Regions from separate parts of the Homo sapiens genome. Here all the other regions are linked to region 1. Evidence: chromatin contacts called from ENCODE Hi-C or POLR2A ChIA-PET data. All regions are on one chromosome and are shown on one strand. The core of a region is the stretch at or near the end of the contact, and the rest is flanking DNA. Distances in the headings are between cores, read along the strand shown.

Evidence for each region. Hi-C counts contacts between places; a loop is a spot of excess contacts on that map. ChIA-PET counts read pairs that join two places held with the same protein, here RNA polymerase II (POLR2A). Pooled maps may share reads with other maps.
Region 2: a loop to region 1 is called in a map of naive thymus-derived CD4-positive, alpha-beta T cell, with 17 times the contacts of the local background. The contact joins the promoter of ACO2 here to the promoter of GGA1 in region 1. A Hi-C loop is called at or near these places in 1 of 168 maps with a recorded cell type or tissue (naive thymus-derived CD4-positive, alpha-beta T cell) and 5 of 50 pooled maps. POLR2A ChIA-PET finds 5 or more read pairs at or near these places in 1 of 52 experiments (endothelial cell of umbilical vein).
Region 3: a pooled map shows a loop between it and region 1 (28-fold over the local background). The contact joins the promoter of MRTFA here to the promoter of GGA1 in region 1. A Hi-C loop is called at or near these places in 6 of 50 pooled maps. POLR2A ChIA-PET finds 5 or more read pairs at or near these places in 2 of 52 experiments (B cell and HEK293).

Annotation. Positions count from the first base shown.
Region 1 is chr22:37,606,702-37,610,706 of GRCh38, forward strand. GGA1 (golgi associated, gamma adaptin ear containing, ARF binding protein 1) reads left to right here and starts at 2,133. Exons shown (of 17, transcript NM_013365.5): 1 at 2,133-2,202. The coding sequence starts at 2,160. RefSeq lists a cis regulatory region at 309-768, enhancers at 1,513-1,592, 1,743-1,912, 2,517-3,138, 2,853-2,962 and a silencer at 2,073-2,522.
Region 2 is chr22:41,467,312-41,471,316 of GRCh38, forward strand. It overlaps ACO2 (aconitase 2), which reads left to right and starts at 1,806. Exons shown (of 18, transcript NM_001098.3): 1 at 1,806-1,871. The coding sequence starts at 1,836. It overlaps PHF5A (PHD finger protein 5A), which reads right to left and starts at 1,381. Exons shown (of 4, transcript NM_032758.4): 1 at 1,291-1,381; 2 at 813-836; 3 at 137-303. The coding sequence starts at 1,342. RefSeq lists enhancers at 1,111-1,780, 1,350-1,911, 1,912-2,473.
Region 3 is chr22:40,634,882-40,638,886 of GRCh38, forward strand. MRTFA (myocardin related transcription factor A) reads right to left here and starts at 1,838. Exons shown (of 15, transcript NM_020831.6): 1 at 1,597-1,838. RefSeq lists a silencer at 1,293-1,602 and enhancers at 1,863-2,172, 2,912-4,005.

The sequences.
Region 1 (4,005 bases), core at 883-3,382:
TGGCAGGCGCCGGTAATCCCAGCTACTCGGGAGGGTGAGGGAGGAAAATCACTTGAACCCGGGAGGCAGAGGTTGTGGTGAGCTGAGATCGCGTCACTGCACTCCGGCCTGGGCGACAGAGAGAGACTCCGTCTCAAAAATAAAATAAAATAAAAAAATATATATAATTCATTTCAGTAGTAAAAGACATAAACAAAAAGCTATAAGTATACACTACGTTACAGCTTTTGTTGAGGAATGCAATAAACATACATATCACTTCCCTGTATAATCTCAATGGCCTTTGGGAGAGAATTTAGAAAAGCATCCCAGTCGCTGAATGGTTGAGTTTAGGGGAAAAACTGACCCAGCACAGCCCCCTCATCTCCTGGATGAGGTTACTGCGGTTCCGCAAGGTGAATCGAGGTCAGTCGCCAAGGCAGAACCGGATTCGCCAGATTCCCTAGTCTCAGTGGAGCTTTAACCCTCCCAGGCACAGGACCGCTGGAGAGGTCGCCACGGGCCGGTTTCCCAGCCGGCCGCGAGGGGGCGACAGAGTGCAATGGACCCAGGTGAGTCGGGGACCAGGCGCCGCCAGGTCGTGACGCCACAAGGTGAGGGAGGTCTTTGATGGAGGGAGATACAGGAGAAAAGGCGCCGAGCTTAGGAAGTCTGTTCGTACTGTCCTCCCCGATTCCAGTCTGGCTCCCACTGCTATCTTCCTCCCACTGCTGGACCCTTCTAAAACAAAAGCCTGACTTTGCTACCATCCGTAAAACTGTAACGACACCTCCAACGTTGCTTACAGGGAAAAAAAAAAAAAAGGGCAGCAAAACATGGGACCTGGGTGATCTTGCCCCAGCCTAATTCCAAGATATCTCCTGCAAATAGATATCTATTTGCAGATATCTGGGAGCCGTATTGAAATACTTCCAACTCCCTGGACTCATCCTACTTTTTTTTTTTTTTTTTTTTTTGAGACTGAGTCTCGCTATGCCGCCCAGGCTGGAGTGCAGTGACGCAATCTCGGCTCACTGCAACCTTCACCTCCCGGGTTCAAGCGATTCTTCTGCCTCAGCCTTCTAAGTAGCTGGCACTAAAGGCGCGCCCAGATAATTTTTTTTTTTTTTTTTTTTTAGTAGAGACGGGGTTTCACCGTGTTAGGATGGTTTCGATCTCCTGACCTCGTGATCCGCCCTCCTCGGCCTTCATCCTACTTTTTCTCCCTGAATATCTTTTCGCACCAGCTCTACGTGGAGAAATCCGACTGTCTTTGAGCGAAGTACAGTATCACTTTCTCTTGAAACCTCCCCTGACACGACCCCTCCCCTGACACGACCCCTCCCCTGACAACACCCCCACCCACCCCACCCCAGTTTGGGGGAGGAGCCCCCTCCTTTGTTCCCACTACCCCGTGGGCTTCCCCTATCACACTGTAATAAATATCTGGCCTTGTCTATCTCCTTCTGTGCCCATCACAGAGCAAAGCAAATACAAAGAGTTCATTAAACGTTGGCTGGATGAATGGAGGAGACGGCACAGGGTTCAAGCTCTGCTACTTGTGCGGCCTCAGGCCGACTAATTATCTGGTGGGTTTGTTGTAAGGAGTCAGAACTAAATGGATTAATTACAAATAGTGCTTAGGACAATGCCCAGAATACTGTAAGCACTCAAGAAACTGATTTATTTTCGTCATTTTCACAGCGGCCAAGGTACATGAGGATGTAGCTTATCGCCCTTTTAAGGGACTCTCCCACGTTCGACTCTAAGCGGAAGTACCCGCTCAGGGCTCCGGAAGTGGCCTCAGAGCCCCTCAGCAACATGCCCGCAGAGAATTCTTCCGGAGGCGGTCACAGACATCTCCGTGACGCAGAACGAGTTAGAGCGTCCCTTGGGGTTTCCATGGTGCTGCCCTTAGCCTGCAGTATCTCCACTTCCTCTCCCGCCTGAGCGCCGGGAACGGAAAAGCAGGCGGCCGGTCCCAGCTGCGACGTAGACGCCGCGTGGGGGTGGGGTTGGGCGAGTAGGTGACGCTCTAGGCGAGCTCGTTGGCCTCTCTATGGTGCCGAGCGCGCCCGTTCGGACGTTGCCCCTTTAATCGGCAGAGGGCGGTGCCCAGGAGGTCCCGCGAGAGCTGCGGGGGGCGGGGGGGCGGTGCCGAGGCTGGGGGCCGGTGGCGGATGGAGCCCGCGATGGAGCCGGAGACTCTGGAGGCGCGAATCAGTGAGTGTCCGGGAGGGGCGCGGGCCGGACCGGAACCGGAACCGGGGGCACGAGGCGGGCCCCTTCCCGGCGGGGGCGGGGTACGGGTCGCCCCCTCCTCACGCCCCGCCCCCGGCCCGGGAGGGGCGGTGTCCTCAGTCGGCCCCTCAGACCCTGGAGCGATGGAGGACCCCGGCCCCGGCGCGGTCCAGCGGTGGGAGCGGGCGCCGCCCACCTGTCGGATCCCTGGGCCATGACCCCTGGGACGGCGAGTGAGCTGCGCCGGGAACCCCCGGGACGGAGAGAGCAGCCTCCAACCCCCAAGGCTCACATTGCTTCACGGAGTAGCGGCCCGGGGAAGGAGCACGCGAGCGGTTCCCCGGGGTTGCATCTCACACCCGGGAGGGAGGGACCCTACTATTTTCAGGCCCCGAATCCTCCACTCTCTGGCCCTGCATGGCGTTCCTGGAGCCCGCAAGTAGTCACATTTGCTCATTACCCCGTCCTGGAAGGGAGGACCCACTGCCCCATTTGATTCCTCCCGCCGCTCCTAGTCTCTAGCCACATAGTGAGAAACCCCCGCACCCTACAGGCTTGGGAGAGTCTTAGACTCCAGAAGTATTAATAATTCCAAGCTCCCTGTCACTCCCTTCAGCCTAACCCCTCAGTCTCCAAGATGCCTTTCCCAGCTCTTGCTGAACTTCCTTCAAAGGCTTCTACACCCCTTTTTTTCTTGTTTCTCCTCAGACGTAGCTTCCTATTGCTTAGGCTTCCTAGCCCGCAAACCCTCCACCTGAGCTCCTTAACCCACAGCCCTGATGATCCCCTGCTCTCACAGCCCCGCTCCTGGACTCTGCCTCTGAAAGCCGTGGCTGGCTTCTCCCTGGTCTAGTGAGGGTTCTCTCCCAAGGCTTTAACTGCTGTTGGGACCCCGTCGTTGCCAGGGCCTCAGGGAACCCTCTTGGACCCGGGCACACCGGCAACTGTCTAGCGTGGTTTGGGGTCATGGCCGGCCCCTTTTAAGCCAGGCTTGAGCAGAGTTGAACCATGAGGTTGGCCCCAGAACCAAACCTCTAGGGATGTTTCAGAGTCATCCTAGCCACCAGAGGGGCAGGGGGTGGAAAAGGGGCACTCAGCAGCCCTTGACCGTTGTGAACGCCGGAAGTGTCCGCCTGGGTCTCAGCAGCAACTGGGCTGGGGGGATGGGTGGGCCCCTGGCTAACTGATCTCAGACACAGGTCTTGAGCTGTGGGTCATACAAAACATTCTCAGGTTTAGAAACAGTGGGGGTTTTCTGAGAGTCCAGAGAGTCTAAAACCAGGCAGAAGTTAGAGATACCTGGGTTTGGCTGGGCCCTGACACACTGGGGCTGGGATTTTCTCCTTTCCTTCCCCCTTTGTGTCCTAGCAGAATTGTAAGATCTTTCCTCTTCCCTTGTGGAGGCTGGAGGTAAAGGATAGCTTCTTCTTTTTTTTTTTGAGACGGGTTTTCACTCTTGTCACCCAGGCTGGAGTGCAGTGGCACAATCTCAGCTCTCTGCAACCTCCACCTCCCGGGTTCAAGTGATTCTCCTGTCTCAGCCTCCCGAGTAGCTGGAATTACAGGTGCGCCACCACGCCCAGCTATTTTTGTATTTTTAGTACAGGTGGGCTTTCACCATGTTGGCCAGGCTGATCTCGAACTCCTGACCTCAGGTGATCCGCCTATATAGGCCTCTCAAAGTGTTGGGATTACAGGCGTTAGCCACTCATCCGCCCACGTCGGCCTCTCAAAGTGTTGGGATTACAGGCGTGAGCCACCGCGCCCGGCCTAGTGAGGTAAATG
Region 2 (4,005 bases), core at 556-3,055, 3.9 Mb after region 1:
CACAGAACTTGAAGAAATTATAACCTAGATGACTAGATGAACACAGTAATCTCCATAGACCATAGGAGATTGCAGTGGATGGCAAAGTGTTACTAAACAAAAGGAGGAAAGGTCAGATGGAAAGCTGTACACTTACGTCCTTCTCCTGGATGGTGCACTCCTTACAATAATAGGCATCAGAGACCCCAGGTCCTCCACAGATCACACAGCGCCCCTGGTAAGATCCATAGTTACACTCATCACATATGCGCACCAGAGTGCAGGGACGCACATAGGAGTCACAAATCACACACTTGCCATCACCTGTAAGGAAGAGAATGGAGTCATGCTCACAAGTTCTTCAGTCCTCTGCTATCTCCTGCCATGGGGAAATATACTAGTCTCCTGGGAAATACACTAGTCTCCTTTTGACAGTGACTTTAGGGCCCTCCTCTTGGCATCACAAAACTTGGTTTCCCCAGTGTCCATCTCAAGCCCCTCAACACATACAAAAGTTTACCAATTAACATATGTGAAGAGCTTAGAAAAGCACCTCGGAGATGATAAGCCTGTATAATTGCTGGCAAAGTGCTGTGTGTTGGGGAGGGGTCATGCTACTCTGGCGATTCTTCCCGTTGAAAACTAGAGAGATACAGCGTTAAATGTGCAAGCGGCAGTGGGGAGTTAGAGGGGCCTTTGGCTAAAGTGCAGCATTCAGTGTTCACATACTTCCAGGCACATCTACTCAAAGCCCTCTTTGTGGCACTTTTGCTGGTTCCACAGAAAACTGGGAGTGGGAAGGGTGGGTTGTTGGGACGGTGTGTTCCACTCACATTTTTCACACAGTCTTCCGATGGCTGCAAGATGAAAGATGGTAAAAAGTACAATTAGAATAAAGGTTTTGAGAAAGAGGAGAAGTACATCCTCGAGCTGGGGGTAGGGACATGAGTAAGGACTGCAGTGAGTGAGACCTGCGGATAGCCATTTTATCATTACAAATTTCCATATGAACCAAACCTACATCCAAGCACCCTCCTGAATCTCCTCCAACGCCCTGGGCAAGCTCAGAGTTTCTCTGGACCTGGTTCAGACCCCACCCCCCGATACCTGCCTGGGGCTCCCAGCACGCGCACCCCCGCCCTCTTCTCATCAGAGGCCACAAACCTGCGCGCTCCTACAACACCCCGCGCCTGAGAGGCGGGAAACGTGGCGCCTGCGAGGCAAGCCCCTAAGGAAGAGACGGGAACCCCCGACCCCCCAGCTCCTAATACCACCCCTGCCCAGACAGCCAGGGGTAGGGCGCAGTCTCACCAACACCAGCCTGCTTGCGGCAAAAGATCAAATCAGGATGATGTTTAGCCATAGCTCCTAACTAAGCCGGCCACCGGAAGCTTCGGGAACTTCCGTCCGACCTTTAACCCCCATTGTTCCTGCCTCCACGTCGCTGTGATTGGTTCTCTAAGCTTCCGTCAGTTTACAATCCTTGCACCAGGCCCGTCTTGCTCTCGCGCGAGTTTTTGTCGCTGCTGGGCGGCCAGGTCCTGGCAGGTGCATGAAACTCTTAAAAACTCTCCCAGATTTGGATGGCGGAGATAACTAAAATTTGTTCTTGGGTAAAACATCTTTGTGCTTGGTATCTATTTCTGCAAGTGTCTTTGGGCAGTCCGATTTCCTCTTGCGTGTCTGTTCGTTGCACGTGAGCTCCGCCCATTGCGTTCACAGGGTTCTGGCGCCTCTAGGGAGGCCTCGCCTTCACCGTGACGCCCCACTCTTCCGGGCACGCCCCTGCCCAAAGGCTTTAAAGGCGCCGTGTGGGACGTCACTTTAATGCGACCTCATCTTTGTCAGTGCACAAAATGGCGCCCTACAGCCTACTGGTGACTCGGCTGCAGGTGAGCGAGCTCAGGGACCTCTGGGTTCACGGGGGCGGGGTGCCTCCTACTGTGCCGGCGGCTGTGGGCGAGGCAGGGCGAGGCGGGCCCAACCTGGGGCCAACTTCTCGTGTACCTGTCCCGGTTGTGGGCCCGGCACCCGTGCCCGCTTCTCTGGTGCCCTAGGTCAAGGCGTCCCCGGCACAGTCAGCTTTCCTGGCCCTGTCCCTGCCTCGCAAGAAGCGTGGGCCCAAGCAGCGGCGGCCGGGTGAAGAGCGGAGGCACCTCTTTCTTCTTTTTGAGGACAGCATTGCCTGCTCCCGTGGGGTGTGTTTCCATTCCTCAAGGTGAGGACAAGGTGACTAGGGGGCGCGGTCGTTGTTGAGTCTTCTAGGCCCAGTTCCTGAGGCCTCACTTCCCATCTCTTAGCAACAGAGGCATGACAGCATCTACGGTTGCCAGGCCTGGAGTCTGGAGAAGAAACTAGGACCCTGTACCACCTTTTGAGGACCCTGCGGAACGTGGAATGTCGGGGAGGGGGGCGGTCTTCTGGGCCCATACGTAGTAAATAATATAATAATAGTCTCTCACCTTTGCACAAGATTTGAGGCCTGTTTTAATTCTTCATAATATTATTTGATTCCTGTAATCGTAGGAATGAGGTGGTTTTTCTCATTTGATAGATGATAAAGCTGGTAGAAAGTAGGTGAAAGTTCTGATTCTCAAGAGTGTCACCGAAGTGCTGTGGCAGAAGCATGGGCCCTACCACCACTCAGTTCTTGTTTATGTCAGCCTGCCCTCACAGAACTTTATGAACCACGGTGCAATTATTTCTGTTTGTCAGAATGCAGTACGAATATTTTGAGCCTCACAATAAGTTGCTTGTCAAATATGGGAGGATAAGGAGACTCCAGTTTGACCTTGACTCCCCTGTTAGGAGCTATCTAGAAAGCTGACTGACTGCCAGATGATTTTTTCACTTCTAACTTGACAGCCCTGGGAAGGTGTTATACTCAGAGGTTCAATGTCAAATGTGTACTTTGTTAATAAAAATCAAGCAAGCATCTGTAGACATTCTCTGTCAACCTTTCACATTTAACTTTGTGAATTCCTTTTGGATCAAGTGGCGCAACTTTGATAATAGAATTTTACGAGTTGTTATGCGTTGTACTCTCAGGAAGCTTGTGGTACTTGAACTTATTTTTCATCACATTGCTTAAATTTAAACTTGAACTTATTTTTCATCACATTGCTTAAATTGAAACCATATGGTTTAAAGTAAAATCATCATTTATCTGAAAGAAAATATTTCTGATCTCAATTCCGGGCTAAGGGAAAGGATTTGCACCTAATTATCTCTTTACATCTTTTTTTTTTTTTTTTTTTTTTTTTTTTTTTTTTGAGACAGTCTTGCTCTGTCACCCAGGCTGGAGTGCAATGGCGCAATCTTGGCTGACTGCAACTCTGCCTCCTGGGTTCAAGTGACTCTCCTGCCCTCAGCTTCCCGAGTAGCTGGGATTACAGGTGTGCACCACCATGCTTGGCTAATTTTTGTATTTTTAGTAGAGACGGGGTTTCACCCTGTTGACCAGGCTGGTCACAAACTCCTGACCTCAAGTAATCGGCCTGCCTTGGCCTCCCAAAGTCCTGGGATTACAGGTGTGAGCCACCACACCTGGCCTCTTCACGTCTTTTGATTCTCTAGGTTAATGATGTGGAAATAGTTGTTTCTTCCTGTCTCATGATTTAAGGGAGTCAGGCAAGATTATTTGATAAGATAAATGATTATAGAGTTCTTGAACTTGGAAGAGAAGAATAGTATCACACCATTTTGAACCGAAAAGGATCTTGGAAAGTATGAGTATTAGACTGGTGTAGAAGGAGATCTGGGCTCTCTTTCCTGATCCTGTGACCTTGAGTAAGTTACTTCCTGAATCCATTGTCCATTGGAGATGATCTTCATTGAACAAATGTATATTCAGCAAGTGGATGTTAGAAAGTGATGAGCAAGTAGAATGAGTTTACAACCATCACGTAGACTAACCTCTTATACAGGTGGAAAAATCTAAGACCTTGAGAGCCTGGGTGACTTCCAGTAGCAGAGTCAGGATTAAAATCCTGGTCTCCTTGTTTGTTCCTTCAGCTAAGATGAATG
Region 3 (4,005 bases), core at 588-3,087, 3.0 Mb after region 1:
GGGATACATATTACTCTTCCACCTCTCTTGATTTGACTCTAAATAACTTATTCAAGTGGATGTGACTTTTGGAAGCCTTCTTAAAAACGGGCTCTTCTTAATAGTTATTGGCCAAAAACTGAAACAAACACTAGAGCTAAACTACAGATATTTTTTTCTTTGCAGGTGTTTTTAAAGAACGCAGTAATGGATTGCTTCTTTCTAAATCATTTCAATAAGAAACAGTAACATAAAGCCCTTTGGTTCGCTATGAAAAATGCAAACGACATTAAGCAAAACTTAGTTTAATAACTTCCAGCCAAAGGTTCCCCACCCTGCAGTCATAGGGCTGTGGGCCAGCTGGCTGTACCACCTCACCCCCGGGAGATGACTGCTTTTCAACAGTAAAACTGCGTAAGTGACATTTGGAGTTTTGGGGGTCTTCTGAAGTAAAACATGTAGGTCTAACTTCTTACTGACAATAAGTCTTAACGTTACAGGCTTCGGCTTGATGTAGAAAGGACCCTGAAAAGATCTCAAAAACTTGCAACTCGGGGACATTCCAGACGTCTTATGAGTTTAAAACTATGTAAAAACATACGAAGCATGGGGTAATTCCATTATTATATTTAAGTGATGTATTCCACATTCCTGTATATACACACACTTCATGCCAAACAGAGGCTGGCAAGCAAGTTAACCATTCAACTGCCCTTTCGTTATGCTGCATAACAGGGAGACAACAGAGAGAAATCTTGACAATGCCAAGCTGGGCTAGTGCTTAAAGGCACACAGGCAAACCAGGCATTCTCAACATCCCAAAAGCAAACATTTCTTGGGCCCTTACTATGGGCCAAGCACTGTGTCAAACGCTTCACGTGAATTATTTCATTCGACACTTACAACAAACAACCGTATGCGATTGGTGCTATTATCCTCATTTTTCAGACGAGGAAACCAAGGCACAAGATTACACAGCTAGCAAGTGGCAGGTTTGGGAGTCGACTCAAAAGGTCCAGCCCTAGGCACTATGGAGTATCAAAGGTACCCGAAGCGGGGAGGGTGGACTGCATCAGCGTCCTGACAGACGCTTTCTTAGGAGGTAAAGTTCTTGGCCATCAAGTTTCAGATTTGCAGAGCCCTGTACACCTGGCAGCATTCAGGTTTGCTATACTGGCACCAACAAGTCCAGCTGAGCCTCCTTGCCTGGGAATCCCAAGGACTGCACTTGGATCCTGAAGGTCTGCACAAGACCCCAGAGAAAGCGGCCGACACCCCGTCCCTGCAATCAAAACACATCCCGGGAGAAGCGAGGGCGAGGACCTCCGTGCCTCCCCGCCCCGCGCAGCACAGCCCTGCCAGGCAGTGCACAGGTGCACGACCGCGCCCGCCCGCCCGGCCCGGCCCGGGTCCCAGCCCCGGCACAGTGACCGCCGCTCTGCGACTCCGGCCCCGAGGGCAGGGGCAGAAGGCCGGCAAGAAGAGGGCAGGGGACGCGAGGGCCGCCTCGCCCGACCCCCCGAGGACGCGCGCAGCAGGGTCGGGGGGGAAAAAGGATGCTCCAGGCGGGGCGAGGCCGCGGTGGGGGAGGGGTCCCCAACCCGGACTCTCACTCACCGCCTCGCGCGGCTCCCGGCCGGGTTCCGCGGCTCGCCCCACTCCGGCTCTAGCCGCCCGCGTCTCCTCTCGAGGCTCACTGTCCAGCCCGGGCGCACGGAGCTGAGAAGTCGCCGCCAGCGGAGGGCGTGTGGCCAGCGGCAACCAAGAGGGTGGGAAAGATGGGACCGTCGCTCTCGCCGCCGCGGCCACCACAGACACTGCCGCCGCCGGCTCCTCTCAGCCACGGAAGCTGCGGGCCCGCCCACCACGCCCGCCTCCCGTCCTGAAGACTGTCCGCTGGAGAAGTGACGGCGGCGCTAGCCAATCAGAGGCCTGATCGGGGTCGTGATCGGCGGACTAAAGGGCGGGCGGAGAAGGAAGCGGCATGAAGAAGGCGAAAACGGCGGCCTGACTTCCTGTGACTGACGGCACGGCGCAGCCAATGGGCAACGGGGAGATGACCTCATCTCTGAGGAAAGTCTGGAACTGGCTGAGCTGCGGCGAGGGGGTTGGCGACGAGCCGGGGGCGGAGCTCTGGGCCTTAAAGAGGCCGCAGCCCTGTGGTCACCCTGTGAAGGGAAGGGCGGTGGACCCTGCCGGATCTTGCGAAGTTGCCAAGGGGTCAATGCCCAGGCGCGAGTAATTACTGCATTAATCCCAGACCCCATCCCGATTCTTGTCGGGGACTGAAGGGTCTCCGCCTGGGGCTCCGAAGTCGATCATTTCACATTCACGCTTCCCAAAACGAGACACAATAAATTCCGCTCTGGCCTGGAGCCTTGAATTCCCGTTACGGTCCCGCCCCGCCGAGGCCCGTCGCCTTGTTTCTCTGAGTCAGTTTCCCCAACGGTGAAAGGGAGGACGCTGACACCTGCCTGCCCCTCCCTATCTGCCGAGGCCGTGGAGATCAGCAGCAGCGAAAGCGCTCTGGGCTTAGAAGAGGAAAAGGGCTGCGTGAGCCCAAGAGCTTGCATCGGAAGGCTCCAGGAAGAGCATCTGCAAAAAAGAGGATTCCACGGGATGACCCCCGACAACTCTTGGAATTCTAAAATCCTATACCCTTGCCCGCACCCATTCGTGTAGTGAAGGGGCGCGCGTTAGGCGCAGAGGCCACACGCTCCGCAAGTGAACCCGGGCACCTCTCTGAACCTATTCCGGGCTGAGGGCGGGGAGCGGGTGGCTGCCCGATTTAAAAACATGTATATGTATGTGTATGTGTATGTGTATGTGTATGTGTATGTGTATGTGTATATGTATATGTATATGTATATGTATATGTATATGTATATGTATTATGAGTGAAGTCCATGACTGCAACAGGGAGAAAGGAGAAAGGCGAAAGGGGAGAGAGCAACAAGGTAAGCCAGGCCCACTGTGATGACAGCTGCGGTCATGCAGGCCCTTCGTATCCGCCTTCCTCCCCAGCAATGGGAGAGAGCCCAGAAAAGGAGAAATAACCCCAACTCGATGGGGTGGAAAAGGGGGAAGCGCTTTCCGGAAGGCTTCCGGGATGGGGTCACCAGAGTCAGAGGAAGGAGTAACAGTAGATAGAAGAAGAAGTGGTCAGGGGCGTTCTTCTAGGTTTGGGGCGGACCCGCGTGAAGATGCAAAGACTGAAAAGGGGCGGCTCACTTTACATTCCAAGGTAAATTCTCACTATGACCCCCTTTTCCCCATCAAAGGCTTCTGGGACTGCCCATGGGTGAACTCAGAGGGAGGGTAGGAGAGGGTGCTGCTCTATCCAATGGCGGCAAAAGTCAAAGTGGCCTTGGGTATTCCCAATTACTCACTATAAATCAGCTTCCAATGCCGGTCGCAGAATCTTGGAGTTAGACGGGATCCTCGTGGGCTCTTAGTCACACACACCTTCCCCAAGGCAAAAATTCTTGCACAAAATACCTGATAAAATTATTTATTCGATAAATATTTTTTGAGTAAGAACACTGAGGGGGTAAGCTAGATGAGATACAGTCACTACCCTGGGGGTGCTTACACCAAACTGGAGGATGCTAAGGCACGTACTGCGGTGACTGCAATGCCAGGCCGGTATCCCAGGTGACTAAAACAGGATGCAGGCCGGGTGCGGTGGCTCACGCCTATAATCCCAGCACTTTGGGAGGTCGAGGCGGGCGGATCACGAGGTCAGGAGACCAAGACCATCTTGGCCAACACGGTGAAACCCCGTCTCTACTAAAAAACAGAAAAAATTAGCTGGGCGTGGTGGCGGGCGCCTGTAGTCCCAGCTACTCGGGAGGCTGAGGCAGGAGAATGGCGGAACCTGGGAGGCAGAGCTTGCAGTGAGCTGAGATCGCGCCACTGCACTCCAGCCTGGGCGACAGAGTGAGACTCCATCTCAAAACAAAAAACAAAAACAGGATGCAGTCCGGGCGCGGTGACTCACGCCTGTAATCCCAGCGCTTTGGGAGG